2 separate regions of the Homo sapiens genome follow, and region 2 is linked to region 1. Evidence: chromatin loops called from intact Hi-C (ENCODE). Cell type or tissue: upper lobe of right lung. All regions are shown on one strand. Links, peaks and the distances in the headings refer to the core of each region. The heading gives the core; the rest is flanking DNA.

Evidence for each region. A loop is a pair of places that touch in the nucleus more often than their neighbours do. Peaks named below come from ENCODE experiments on the same cell type or tissue, not always from the same donor. Only the 100,000 strongest peaks of a DNase experiment are listed, where the experiment ranks them.
Region 2: a loop joins it to region 1, with 12 times the contacts of the local background. A loop is called at or near these places in 1 of 110 quality-filtered maps.

Annotation. Positions count from the first base shown.
Region 1 is chr9:129,400,043-129,405,042 of GRCh38, forward strand. No RefSeq gene overlaps it. Among named protein-coding and RNA genes, the nearest start is that of LINC01503, 66 kb to the left of the region's middle. RefSeq lists enhancers at 4,375-4,980, 4,981-5,000. In upper lobe of right lung, for the core only: no CTCF peak of the experiment used is centred there; no DNase peak of the experiment used is centred there; H3K27ac peaks cover 416 bases.
Region 2 is chr9:129,843,050-129,852,697 of GRCh38, forward strand. It overlaps USP20 (ubiquitin specific peptidase 20), which reads left to right. Exons shown (of 26, transcript NM_001110303.4): 2 at 6,764-6,875; 3 at 9,491-9,587. The coding sequence starts at 9,507. Among named protein-coding and RNA genes, the nearest start is that of USP20, 12 kb to the left of the region's middle. In upper lobe of right lung, for the core only: no CTCF peak of the experiment used is centred there; no DNase peak of the experiment used is centred there.

The DNA of each region.
Region 1 (5,000 bases), core at 1-5,000:
TCCAAGGCAGTGGGAGAAGCTCAAGTGAACATTTACTCAACAGCCTCCACCACCAGAATCTTTCTCCGGGGCTGAAGACGTGTGGGGTGGCACATAGCGTCACACAGGACAGACAGGCCCTGCGGAGGAGATGCGGTACCGTGAGACGCGAGGGAGCACACGGACGTCAGGAGAAGCCTGTGGCTTCCCACTCCCCTTAGAATAGTCCCCAGAGGCCACCCCTAGTTTGCGGGTGAGGAAACTGAGGCCCAGAGACCTGAGTCAGTGCGTGGCATACATTGAAGCAAATTTGAAGAGGCTCAGCCTCGGTGGGTGGCTGCGTGCTGGTGAATTGTGACTGAGGGGGCACACAGGGACAGGGACGGTGCTCAGGGCAGGCCTCTCGGGGGGTTTTGAGCTGGGGCCCAATGGACCAAGTGTTGGCTCTGGGCCGGGCACGGGGCTTTTTTTGGCAGGCGTCTCACTTCTGGGTAGCCTGCCCGTGGCTGCATTCTAGAGACCAGGAGACTGAGGCCCACAGAGCTTACGAGGCAGCCTGCGTTCTCAGGGTTGGGGAGAGTAGCCAGGGGCTCGGACCTCGCCGTGCCACACTCGCCCGTCCACCATGCCGCCCTGTTCTCACAAGGCCATGGCGCTCCCAGCACACAGGAGGAGCCCAGATGGGAAAGGGCTGGAGCATGAACGTGACGAGGCCTTGCCTTCGGAGGGGTGAAGGTCATCCCAGGGTCCCCCGGCCCCCCTGCGCACTCCCAGAGGGACGGCCCTGCAAGCGGTGGCCACCCGGACCTTGCAGGGGTGAGGCCCCAGGCTGCCGAGGAACGAAGGAGGGGCTGCTCTCGCTTCCCACGTTCCCGGGCCCTGGGTCCCTCAGCCTCCCGGTGGCCCCGCTACCCAGCTCTCACTGACACCAGCTCAGGAGCAAGCAGGAGACTACCCGGTGACCTGCCAGGTTCAGGCCTGGGCTCCAACCCTGCGGGCCACTCCCGGCCTGGCCACCCCACCGCATCTCCAAGCCCCATCTCCCTCTTGGGGACCGTGTCTCTGGGTTTTGTGAGGCTGAATTCTTCTCAGCTCTCAGGTGTTAAGACCATCTCCTCCAAGAGGCCTCCCTGAGCCCCGGCCCCCACGATGATCCTGCTGGCATTCTCTCTCCTCCTCAGGCGGCTCTGGGTTTCTTCCTGTCTAGGTGGAATGGGCTACTTCCTGCCATGCTGTCCCTCTACTCCCAGGATCCAAGGCAGACCGGAGACTGGCCAGTAGATGCAGGTGACTCCAGGGGACAATCCGGGTCCCTTCTCCTCCGGGGTGCTCGAGTCCTGAATTGACTTGGAATGTCCGGGCCCAGCCCCTGCTCTGGGCCCTGCTAGGTCACTGGTGGGTCTTCTCCAAGGAGCCGGGCCCTAGCCTAGGCCCACCCTTCCAGTGACCCCAACAAAAGGAGGGTGGGGGCCTCTGTCTGGAGCGGGCCTGGAAGGGGAACCCACTGCTCAACCCTGACAGCCCCTGCCACACTCCCCAGGATCCAGTAGTGGGGCAAGGGGGTGGGAGGGGCACGGGGATGGGAGGAGACCAGCGTAGGTGCTGAGTCTCTTGGTGGTCTGTGCCTCAGAGCCCCAGAGACACTTCACCCCTCCCTGCCCCCCTTTCTCCTGCCCTCCCTCCCTCCCTTCTTCCTCCCTCCTCCCTGTCCTGCCCTCTTCCTTCTCCTCCCCCCTTCTCCCTCCCCCTCCTTATCTCCCTCTTTCCCTCCTTCTCTCCCTCCCTCCCTCTCCCTTCTCCCTCCCACCTTCCCTCCCTCATCTCCCCAACCTCCTCCCCAGCCCTGCCCTTCACAGCTCTGCTCTCCCTGTTCCTGAGGTTCTCTTGGTCCCTGCCTCTCCCCTTTTCTCTCTCCATTTCTTTCCTCCCCACCTCACCCCCATCCAAGAGAGGGGCCGTGGGGGGCAGAGGCTTGCAGTTCCCAAAACAGTCATCTCTCTGCATCTGCACCTCTGCAAAACTGGGCGCTCTGGAAAACTGAGGCTGCCTGAGCCTGAACCTGCAGCCCTGCTCCTCAACTCCTCCCCACGCTCCTCCCTCCTCCCTCCTCCCCACCTCCTCCCTGCTCCCCAACTCCTCCCCACCCTCCTCACTCCTCCCCACCCTCCTCCCTACTCTCCTCCTCTTCTTTCCTGCCCCCTCCCTCCCCCTCCTCCCTCCTTCACCCTCTTCCCTCTCAAGCCAGTATTTTTAGCTCGCTGCTGTGCATTCGTGTGCAGGGTGCTCTCTGATGCCTGGATGAGGTTTTATCTGTCGTGGTAACCCCAAGGGCAGCTGGCAGACTTTTTCCTCTTAAGTTTGGAGCGCACTCCCCTCTTCCCCAGCTCGGGCCTTGGCTGGATTGGGGCAGGTCTCTCGCCTGCCTGGGTCTGGGGCCCGGGCTCTGCGTCCAGGCTGCCCGGCCTCCCCTCCCTGCCGCTGCCTCCTTCGCCTGCTCCCCCTCCTCTTCCTCCTCCTCGGCCTCGGGCCTTTGTCTCTGGAAGACCCGGAGCTGCTGGAGCGCCTGCCCGCGCCGCACCCGGGCTCTGCAGCCTCTCGCCGCCTTCCCCTCCCTTCTCTTCTCATTTAGCCCTTTCCTCGGGCAGCCTCTCTCAAGGCTCCAATCCTTCTGCATTTGTTCCTCGCCTTCCCTGCCTTCCTTTTTCCACCTCCTCCTTTTCTCCCTCCCCCTTTTCTCTCCTCTCCTGACACTGTTCTCCTTGCCTTTAGGGAATGGAAAAAACCCCACAGTTGGAATGTGGGGACCCCAGCTTCTCTCCCCCATCCCATATTTTTCTCTGCCCTCAGCAGCCTCCCCCTGGACAACAGGGTGGGGGGGGGAATCGGGGGGGGCATTGTGAGGGGATTCTGGGGCTGAGGGGTTTCCTGGAGCCCACGTCTCCAAGGCGAGCCTTCTGCAGGGCCCACCCTGACGCCCATGCCTTTCTGGGACTCTCTGGGGTCCAGCCTGGCTCTGGTGGGACCCCCATGTGGCCTGGGCAGGAGCCAGCACAGCTCTTCTCCTTCCCCAGGCTGTCTCTGTCCCTACAACCTGGGTTCTCAGAGATTTCTTCTCAAGGCACCTCCCTCCCTCTTCCCCGATCTGGCACCAACCTGAATTTACCTTTAAGAATATCACTTAAAATAAGCAACCTGTTGTCCTCAGCACTTTACAGCTTGCACATCTCTCTGCTCAGGTCATGGCAACTATGTACCTTGGGCCCTATTTCACTCTCCCTGGTGATAAAGGAGGCACGTGCCCAGCACCTCGGGCGCTGCCATCAGACCCACCTGAACTGGACCCAGGTCTCACCTCACTGAGCCTTCATGCGAGCACCAGGCTGAATACCTTCTTGGGGCTCAGAGACTCAGAGAGGCAGTGTCCTCCGCCCGAGGTCACACAGCCCCAGCTGGTGCAGAGGAGGTGTTTGGGGGCTAAGTGTGAGGAGCTTGCGACCTCGGGGGACTCTACCATCTCCTTTTGGGGCTGGTCTCATGCCTGTCCTCTCCCCAGGTCAGGATGGGGCCGGGACTGAGGGAGCCCCCACTTTGCTTCCTCACCTACTCCTGACCCCCCGGGCTTTTCTGTGGGGCTGACTCGGGATGGTTGGTGGAGAAGGTGCTGCCTGTCCTCCTTGTCCCATCCAAGACCCCCAGCCTCGGTACCCCTCTGTCCACTCCACTCTCTGGGCCCCCTGTTGCAGTCTGGACTCAGCTTTCCTCCTCCTCCCCTCTCCTCTCTCCCTCAGGCCTCTGCTTTCCTGATTCTTCTACCTGGGCTGGCCCCTGGCTGGGCCCCCTCCAACCCCTCTCTTGTCCCTCTCTCCAAGGGCCTCTCCCTGCAGCTGCGGTGCATACCCTGCTCTCTGTGCATTTCCAGCAGTCTTGTGTCACCCAGCCCTCTGCTGCCTGCATCTCCCCCTCTCTCCCTCTCTCTCCTGTCCTGCTGTTTCTGCTCACCCCAACATGGGCACATGCACACACATGCAAAGACACAGAGAGGCACAAGCAGAGGTCGGTGCAGACATGCAGCTCATACACGCAGCTCATACACCCAGCCCATGCAGTTGCTACTGCAGCAGTGGAGGGACAGAGGCTGGCCCCAGGAGGAGGCAGAGGAAGGGGACCCCCTGCCCAGCCCTGATGTCGCCAGGCCTGCAGGCGCCTCATGGTGGGGTGGAGTTCCAGGCTGGGCAGGCTCCCATGGTCCTGTGGCTCCGTCTTCTGAGTCTCAGGGGCAAGAGACAGCCTTGATGGGGCCAAAGCTTCCAGAATTCTGGCAGGACTCCCCAGCATACCTGACCAGTGCTGGTCCCCGGGCAAGGACCTGGAAGTGGGCACAGCCCTAGGGCAGAGGGGTTGGGTCGGGGCAGGGGCAGCAGAGACAGCCACTCACAACAGGATCTGAGGGGGCCAGGCAGCCACAGGGCCTGCACCAGGACCACTGTGTGCACCCTTGGAGGTGACTGAGCCTCCATGCCTGGGTCTAGTGCTGCCATGGACGTGGGGAGCCTCCTCGCCAGAGTTCCTGGGCCCTCTGTCCCCACTGCTCTCTAGGTGCTGGTGGGAGCCTGACAGTCCTGGGTTTGAATCTCGCCCCCTTTCACAAGCTGTGCAACTTTGAGGGGCGACTGACCCCCTCCCCCTCCCTAAGGGGGTGATGCGGCCACCTGCCCTCAGGACCCAGTGGGGCCTCCATATAGCCAGTCGGGGGGGTGGGGACAGCCCAGTGCTTCCAGGTACGGCTGTAGAGTCAGCCCTGGGTTCAAGTCCTGACACTTTCAGTAGAGGAAGGGGGCAGGGCTGGGGGTGAGCCTCCTCGCCCCGTGTGGGCCCGGGCCCTCCCCTGCAGCAGAGTCTGGTCTTGGCAGCCTTTCTCTGGGTTTGCACTGGGGTCAGAGCTGGCACTGGATGTTTCCAGTTTGGGGGGTTCTGTCTTGTGGGGGTCTGAGTGAGTGGGGGGCTGCTGGTATTGGCGCCTC
Region 2 (9,648 bases), core at 2,458-7,457, 450 kb after region 1:
TACTGTTTCTAAAGGGAAGCTTATCAATATCTATGTAGAGCCTTCAAAGCACACATTTTGACCAATAATTTTTTTTTTTTTTTTTGGTCAAAGATGTAGGCCGGGCATGGTGGCGTACACCTGTACTCCCAGCACTTTGGGAGGCCGCAGTGGACAGATCACTTGAGGTCAGGAGTTCGAGACCACCCTGGCCAACGTGGTGAAACCTCGTCTCTACTAAAAATACAAAAATTATGTGGGTGTGATGGTGGATTCCTGTAATCCCAGCTACTCTAGAGGCTGAGGCAAGAGAAACGCTTGAACCCAGGAGGCGGAGGTTGCAGTGAGCAGAGATCACGCCACTGCAGTCCAGCCTAGGCAACAGACTAAGACTCTGTCTCAACCACGACAACAACAAAAAGACAGTCTGGTCGCAGTGACTCACGCCTGTAATCCCAGCACTTGAGAAGCTGAGGCAGGCGGATCACCTGAGATCAGGAGTTCAAGACCAGCCTGACCAATGTGGTGAAACCTCATCTCTACTAAAAATCCAAAAAGATTAGCTGGGCGTGGTGGTGTGTGCTTGTAATCCCAGCTACTTGGGAGGCTGAGGCAGCAGAATTGCTTGAACCCAGGAGGTGGAGGTTGCAGTGAGCCGAGATCACACCACTGCACTCCAGCCTGGGTAACAAGAGTGAAAACTCCATCTCAAAAAAACAAAACAAAACAAAACAAAAAGATTTAGTCAAAGTTTCACATTCCTGGTGGCTCACACCTGTAGTTCCAGTACTTTGGGAGTCCAAGGCAGGCAGATTGCTTGAACCCAGGAGTTCCAGACCAATCTGGGCATCATGGCAAAACTCTGTCTCTATAAAAGAAAAATTAAAAAGTAGCCAGGCTTGGTAGTGCATGCCTGTAGTCCTAGCTACTTGGGGGGCTGAGGTAGGAGGATCACCTGAGCCCAGGGAGGTAGAGGCTGCAGTGAACCATGATCACACCATTGCACTCCAGCCTGGGTGACAGATTGAGACTTGTCTTTAAGCAAAACAAAAGATTCATATTCCAAAATGTTTCTCAGTGCCTTCTTTATAATGGCAAAACACACATACACAAAATACAAAAATACCACGTCCTATGATGGATAAATAATTCAGTAAGGGGTTGTATAGCTTAAATTATATGTGGTATAATATTATTCACCTATTAGAAATGAAGCTGAAAAGAAATTTAGTGACATTAGAAATATATAAACCAAAAAAAGCTGTATACAAATTTATTGGTTATATTGCAGTTTATTTTTAAAATTTATATATCTGGTTGGGCATGGTGGCTCACGCCTGTAATCCCAGCACTTTGGGAGGCCCAGGCAGATGGATTGGTTGAGCTCTGGAGTTTGAGACCAGCTTGGGCAACATGACGAAACCCCATATCTACAAAAAATACAAAAATTAGCCAGGCGTGGGAGTGTGTGCCTGTAATCCCAGCTACTCGGGAGGCTGAGGTGGTAGGATGGCTTGAACCTGAAGTGGAGAGTGTGTTCAGTCGAGATCGCACCACTGCACTCCAGCCTGGGTGACAGAGCGCGACTCTGTCTCAAAAAAAAAAAAAAAAAAAAAAAAATTATATATTCGTACATGTAAATAAGACTTACCAAAACCAAAAAGGTAACCATATTTTTTTTCCTGTACAGCAGGATTACAGGTGATTTTTATTTCATTTTATGTCTGTGTCTGTTTCCAGCTTCTATGAAGGTATATATCAAATTTATGAAAACCAGACAAAAATGCCTTTAAAATTTTCAGGACAAGTAGGAGAAGATGAAAAATTTGAATACAACATGGAGGTAAATGAGGCAAAAATGAATATTGAGAGGGCCGGTCATGGTGGCTCATGTGTGTAATCCCAGCACTTTGGGAGGTGGAGGTGGGCAGATCACTTAAGCCCAGGAGTTCAAGACCAGCTTGGGCAACACGGCAAAACCCTGTCTCTACCAAAAATACAAAAATTAGCCAGTCTCATAACCTGGTCTCTAAATAAATAAATAGATAAAAATACAAAAAACACATGTTGAGGGCACTTCTTGGCCCCTGTGAGTCACCTGGAGAAGTGTGCTTAGGAGCCATCCAGGTAGCAGCTTTGGGGACTTCTGGGACCACTCAGATGCTCCCACCCCTTCTCTGAAAACCACCCTGTGTAGGCTCAGGGCAGTGCCTGGCACAGGGGCCTGGAGAGCTCCAGGGAACAGAGGCTCTGTCCCCTATGGTGCCCTCAGGAGTTTGGGGAAGAGCAACATACCTAGGAAGCCAGATGCACACTCTTCTTATTTTCTTATTTTGGAAACTTGAAAAACCATTAACAGTAACCGATTTAGGTATTTTTTTTGGTTTGTTTTTGTTTTTAGGAGCAGAGGTTTAACAGGCAAAAGAAAAAGAAAGAAAGGAAAACAGCTCTCTCTCTAGTGAGAGAGGGGACTTCTGAGAGGAAAAGCATTTTTTGTTGTTTTTTGATTTTGGTTTTGTTTTAGAGATGGGTTCTTGCTCTGTTGCCCAGGCTGTAGTGCAGTGGCACAATCCTAGTTCACTGCAGCCTTGAGCTTAAGGGATCCTCCCTCCTCAGCTTCCCAAAAGCACTAGGATTACAGGCGTGAGCCACTGTGACTGACCTTATTAGATTATTAGATTAGAATGATTATAACACAGTCATTCAGGAAGCAAGTATAGGAAGAAAAAAAAGGCAACACAAGTTCATTGTAGAAAATGCAGAAAAGCAAAAAGGAAATAAAAATCACTTGACTCTATCCTCCAGAAAAGATGATAGCATCCTTTCTCTAGGCCTAAAACACATTATTTCACCAAAATAAGAGTTTACTGTAATAATAGGTTTTTTTTGTTTTGTTTTGTGTTTTGTTTTTTTTGAGACAGAGTCTCGCTCTGTCGCCCAGGCTGGAGCGCAGTGGTGCGATCTCGGCTCACTGCAAGCTCAGCCTCCTGGGTTCATGCCTTTCTCCTGCCTCAGCCTCCCGAGTAGCTGGGACTACAGGCGTCCGCCACCACACCCAGCCAATTTTTTTGTATTTTCTTTTAGTAGAGACGGGGTCTCACCATGTTAGCCAGGATGATCTTGATCTCCTGACCTCATGGTCCTCCCGCCTCGGCCTCCCAAAGTGCTGGGGTTACAGTCGTGAGCCACTGCGCCCAGCCATATATATATATATATATATTTTTTTTTTTTTTTTTTTTTTTTTTGAGATAGGGTCTTACCCTGTTGTCTAGGCTGGAATGCAGTGGTGCCATCATAGCTCACTGCAGCCTCATACTTCTGGGCTCCAGCCATCCTCCCATCACAGCTTCCCGAGTAGCTGGGACTACAGGTGCGTGCACCACCATGCCCACCTAATTTTTAAATTTTTTGTAGAGATGGGGTTTCACCATGTTGCCCAGGCTGATCTCAAACTCCTGGGCTCAAGCAGTCCTCCTGCCTCGGCCTCCAAGAGTGCTGGAATTACAGGCATGAGCCGCCCAACATGGCCTAATAGTGTTTTATAACTTTGTATTTTGGGGCCATTCAGCAAATATTTTCTGAGAAGTTACTGTCTTTTTTTTTTTTTTTTTTAAGATGGAGTTTTGCTCTTGTCACCCAGGCCGGAGTGCAGTGGCACGATCTTCTTGGCTCATTGCAACCTCTGCCTCCCAGGTTCAAGCGATTCTCCTGCCTCAGCCTCCCTACTAGCTGGGAATACAGGCTCCCGCCACCACGCCCGGCTAATTTTTGTATTTTTAGTAGAAACGAGGTTTCACCATGTTGCCCAGGCTGGTCTCAAACTCCTGACCTCAAGTGATCCGCCTGCCTCAGCCTCCCAAAGTGTTGGGATTACAGGCATGAACCACCATACCCAGCCTGACTTGTTTTACTGAGTAGGTGTCTTTAGGGTTCATGTTGTAGCGTGTGTCAAAATTTCCCTTTTTAGGCTGAATCATATTTCATTGTATGGGTATATCATGTTTTGTCTATTGATGGGCACTTGGTTTGCATTGTCTTTTGGCTGTTGCACATAATGCAGCTATGAACATAGGTGCACAAATATTTCTTTGAGTTGCCGTTTTTAGTGCATTTGGGTGTATACCCAGATGTGGATTGCTCAATAGTGTGGTACTATTTTACAGTTCTTGAGGAACTGCCATACTGCATTCTGCAGCAGCTGCACCATTTCACATTCCCACCAACAGTGCACAGGGCTCCAATTTATCCACACCCTCGCCAACAGCCAACACTTTTTTTTTTTTTTTTTTTTTTAGATGGAGTCTTGCTCTGTCGCCCAGGCTGGAGTGCAGTGGTGCGATCTCAGCTCACTGCAGCCTCCGCCTCCCAGGTTCAAGTGATTCTTCCACCTCAACCTCCTGAGTAGCTGGAATTACAGGCGCTTCCCACCACACTCAGCTAAATTTTGTATTTTTAGTTGAGACAGGGTTTCACCATGTTGGCCAGGCTGGTCTCCAACTCCTGATCTCATGATCCGCCCGCCTCAGCCTCCCAAAGTGCTGGGATTACAGGTGTGAGCCACTGTGCCTGGCCTCATTCTGATTTAAAATGCTTTTAATCAACTTTATTGAGGTATAATTTACATATAATAAAATGCACGCACTTTAAAGATACAGTGCACACGATTTGACAGGTGTATACACTTGATTAAACCCCACACCAGACAAGATCTAGAACATTCCAACACCACAGAAAGTTCCTTCTTGTCTGCAACATAACTCTCCCCTTTGCCCCAGGCAATCACTGATCCAGTTTCTATCATCATCAGTTTTGTCTGTCTTGGAATTTTATATAAATAGAATCATATGGTATATATGTTTTTGTATCTGATTTTTTTTTTTTTTTTTGCTCAGTTTAATGTTTCTCTAAATCCGACTCATGATTTAGAGCAAGACTCTGCACCACACAGATCTGATCAGGGCCACACCTGTTACAAACTAGCCAGGTGGGCCGAGCACGGTGGCTCACGCCTGTAATCCCAGCACTTGGGAGGCTGAGGCAGGCGGATCACCTGAGGTCAGGAGTTTGAGACCAGCCTGACCAACATGGAGAAACTCCATCTCTACTAAAAATATAAAATTAGCTGGGCATGGTGGCGCATGCCTGGAATCCCAGCTACTCAAGGGGCTGAGGCAAGAGAATTGCTTGAACCCGGGAGGCGGAGGTTGCGGTGAGCTGAGATCGCACCATTGCACTCCAGCCTAGGCAACAAGAGCGAAACTCCATCTCAAGCAAAACAAAACAAAAAAAACTAGCCAGGTGATTGACCTCTGCCAAGTTCCTGAGTTACTTAAGTTCCAATTCTGTGTCTTCATCTGTAAAATGGGAGTAGTGAGAATACATTGAGGGCTGTTAGCCACAGGGCTGATTTTTCTCTCTGAAGTTGCAAGAATGTAAGTCCAATTGCACTTGCAAATCAAGAGTGAGTCTGTTAAATTAGCCGGGCATGGTGGCACACAGCTGTAATCCCAGCAACTCAGGAGGCTGAGGCAGGAGAATTTCATGAACCCGGGAGGCAGAAGTTGCAGTGAGCCAAGATCATGCCACTGTACTCCAGCCTGAGCGGCAGAGTGAGACTATCTCAAAAAAAAAAAAAAGAATGGGCCAAGTTATAACCTGCCCACTCCCTCCCCAGCCACCCGACTGGAGAGATGATCACTTACCAAAGATGCTAGCAAAACCCACACCACTGCAGCTTAAAATAGTGTAAGACTAGTGCCGACTCAGGGCACATGGCCTCAGCAGAAACAATGAAGAAAACTAAAAAACCTGGCTTCAAGTGAGGAGGTTTGGAATTTGGAATCTTGAAGCTGTCATTGTCATGTGACTATTTTAAATGGTAGCTTCTAACTGCCTCTCCCTCTTTGAGCTGTCCACATCTGGGAAACTGTGACCTGCCAGTGAAGTGTGGGTAGTGGCAATGTGTGGATGAGCCCGGTTGTGCCTGCAGCCTGGGCCTGCTGAACACTTGAGGGTCGGGGGTTCTCAGGAAATCCCTGAGAGCTCAAAGGATGGCCTGAGGGGCCTGGTGGCATGTGTGGAAGGGGCCAGGCCTTCCTGTCCAGAGGGTTGATGGACTGTGGTAGCCTGATGGGACAATAGGAGAGGCCCTGTAGACCCCTCCAGCAGACCTGTGCAGGTTTCCTCCTGGGGAGCACCAAGGTAATGCCTCAGCAGTGACTAGTGAAGGCCAGCACTCCCTAGGAGGGGCTGCCCCTGCGTGCCAGCTCTGCCTGAGCCTTGGCCAGCTGGCCCAGGAGTGATGTGGTGGTATTGCTCTCTGGCTGCACAGGGAGTAGTCTAGCCTGTGGACATCCCCAATATCCTGAAATTAGTTCCTCCCAGGAGGAATGCTGGGCCCTTTTTAGCTTCTAGTTGGTGCTAAGAGTGATTTTAAAATAACGGAACTGTCTGGGCACAGTGGCTCACGCCTATAATCTCAGCACTTTGGAAGGCCTGAGGTGGGAGGACTACTTGAGCCCAGGAGTTCAAGACCAGCCTGGACAACAAAACAAGACCCTGTCTCTACAAGAAATTTTAAATAAATTAGGTGGGTGTGGTGGTGCACACCTATAGTCCCAGCTACTTGGGAAGTTGAGGTGGGAGGATTGCTTGAGCCTAGAAGGTCAAGGCTGCAGTGAGCTGTGATCATGCCACTGCAACTCCAGCCTGGGCAAGCGAGCAAGAGGCTGTCTTAAAAGTAATAATAACAGAACTGTGTGAAATGCTCTGGTTCATCCCCCAGGCTCCTTGCCAGAGGCCTCCACTCACTCCAGACCCCTATAGCCCGTCGCTGTCAGCTGTCAACAAAGGATGCGAATGCTGGCCGCTTCCTGTGGGCTTCGTGTCACCCAGAGGTAAGCCCATGGCCTCCTCTCGGGTCCCTTCAACACGGACTGAGGAGGACACATGGATTTTTCTCTTTAGATGAAAGAATGGAATTGTGATTATGGGGTTTTTTTTTTTAAGTCTTTATCTCTTAGAAAAATACAGATGGAATGTGATCGCCTGTGTGTCTGGGACTTGCTACAAAAGCAAGAGGAAGCAGGAGGTTGAGATGAAGCAAGATTGGCCATGAGTTGTTAATTGATGAGTCTAGGTACATGGAAACATGGAAGTGCGTTATATAGTTTGGTCTACTTTGTTTTTTCCTTTTTTTTCTTTATGCTCATCTTTAATGTGACGGTAAGTTCTGCCTGCTTTTCACATTTACATTTTCTATAAGTTAGAAAGCAACTGAGCGGGCCCTTAGGATCTGACCCACTTGAGGTTCAGCTCTAGCGCCAACATTCCTATGAGACCTTAGACAAGAAGGAGCCTCTGTTCCTTAGTCTGTGAAATGGGGCTGATCACAGCTGCCTCAACGATTGCTGGAAGAGTTTTTCATAAACGAATGCACAAAAAGCACTTGGTTTGGTATCTGACACCTCATGAGTTTTAGTAACTCACGTTCTGAATGAGAATCTGGCCAGTTGACCCTGGCTGACCATTTGGGACAGGGAGGGGCACGTAAGGAGGAGTCTGGGGGTCCACCTCTCAGATCAGGTGGGCACACATGCAGCTTCTGCCTTTGTTTTTTGTTTTTTGTGTGTGTGTGTGTGTTTTGGGATGGAGTTGCGCTCTTGTTGCCTAGGCTGCGGTTCAATGGCACGATGTTGGCTTGCCACAACTTCCGCCTCCTGGGTTCAAGCGATTCTCCTGCCTCAGCCTCCTGAGTAGCTGGGATTATAGGCTTGTGCATCATGCCCGGCTAATTTTGTATTTTTAGTAGAGACGGGATTTCTCCATGTTGGTCAGGCTGGTCTTGATCTCCTGACCTCAGGTGATCTGCCCGCCTCGGCCTCCCAAAGTGCTAGGATTACAGGCATGAGCCACCGCACCCAGTCTTTTGTTTTGTTTTTAAGACTCATGCAGTCACAGAGGCTTCTGCCTTTGGTTAAAGCAGTCTTGGCTCCAGTTACATCTTTGGTTGGTTTGGACCTTATTTGGCAACAGTTTGAAGCTATAATCAGCAGTCAGATTCCTGGATTTGATTCTGCTAAAATACCGTAGGTGAAGCATTTATTTAGTTACTCATTTTTAAATGTTTTCTTTTGAAATAATTATAGATTCACAGGCAGTTGCAAAAAATGTACCCTAAGGTCCTTTGTACCTTCACCCAGTTTCCCCTAATGGTAAGAATAACACATACTTTTTTTTTTTTTTTTTTTGAGATGAGGTCTTGCTCTGTCACCCAGGCTGGAGTGCAGTGGCATGGTCACGGCTCACTGCAGCCTTGAACTCCTGGGCTCACATGATCTCCTACCTCAGCCTCTTGAGTAGCTGGGACTACAGGCATGCACCAGCATCCCAGCTAATAATACATCTTAGTATGTCTGTAGTACAATCAGTAAACTGACATTGGCATAATCCATGGAGCTTATTCAGATTTCACTAGTTCTGTAGGCACTCATGTGTGTTCAGTTATTTGCACTTTTAACACACGTGTAGATCCATGTAACCACCCCACACTCAAGATACAGAGCTGTTCATCTTCACCAAGGTGCTCCCTTGAGGGAAGCATTTATTTTCTAAGACAGATATCTTTTTATACCCCTGATTTAAAAGGGAAAGAAACGCAGGAGAATGTTGGGAAAGATGTTTGCTACTTGTTATCAGTGATTTATTTTACTTTGTGCTTTCTTGTTTGAGTTTTGTTTTTATAATGAACGTGTATCAGTTAGACAGAAGCAACAGAGCTTTTTTTTTTTCCATCTCTTGAAACCCATCACCCAGCTGCACCACTGCTGATGTTTTGGCAAACACAGACTGCTTTCTAGGTTGTTCTCCTGCCTTTCTCTCTGACTTTCTCCCTGCTCTCAGAAGACGTTCTCTGGAGGCAGTGCTGCATGGCCTGCTCCCATGGTGGTCTGGTGTTCAAACCTCACTCCGCAGGGGGCTCCCACAAGACGTGGGATAAGTGGTCTGCCAGCACTTGGCCTCCAGAGGCTCTTGAGAAGACCTATGTCAACATCTGCTGCTTGCCTTTTTGAAACCCAGCCTTTCTACACTGCCGCCTTCTCTGCCTGTATCCTTGGACGGACATGGATTTGGCCTCCTCTAACAAAACATCTGTGGTTTTAGATTGTCTGGTGTGCAGCTCCCTGCATGCATGCAGGACTCCCATGTCTTCCCTACCAATAATTCTGATCACTACACCTGTCACCTGCCATGGGCTTTCCCTACATCAGGGACTACACCAGGCATTTGACAGACATTGTCTCCGTGACCTAGGAGCGACCCACTGGGGCAACTGTTATCTTCTTAGACAAGGAAAGTGATGCTCAGAGAGGTTAAGCAACTTCCCTGCGTTACCAGCTGGTTTGTGGCAGACCAGGACTCAAGGCCAAAGTCATGTACTTAACCACTCACCTCCCCACCTCCTGCCAACACTGGCTGCCATTAACCCGGGATTGCTTGTGTCTTCTCATAGGTGAGCCCAGGCCAGGATGGGGGACTCCAGGGACCTTTGCCCTCACCTTGACTCCATAGGAGAGGTGACCAAAGAGGACTTGCTGCTCAAATCTAAGGTAAAGGGTCAGACCTTACGGGGCCAGGGCCCACACCCAGGGCTGCCTCTTTCCTGGGGTG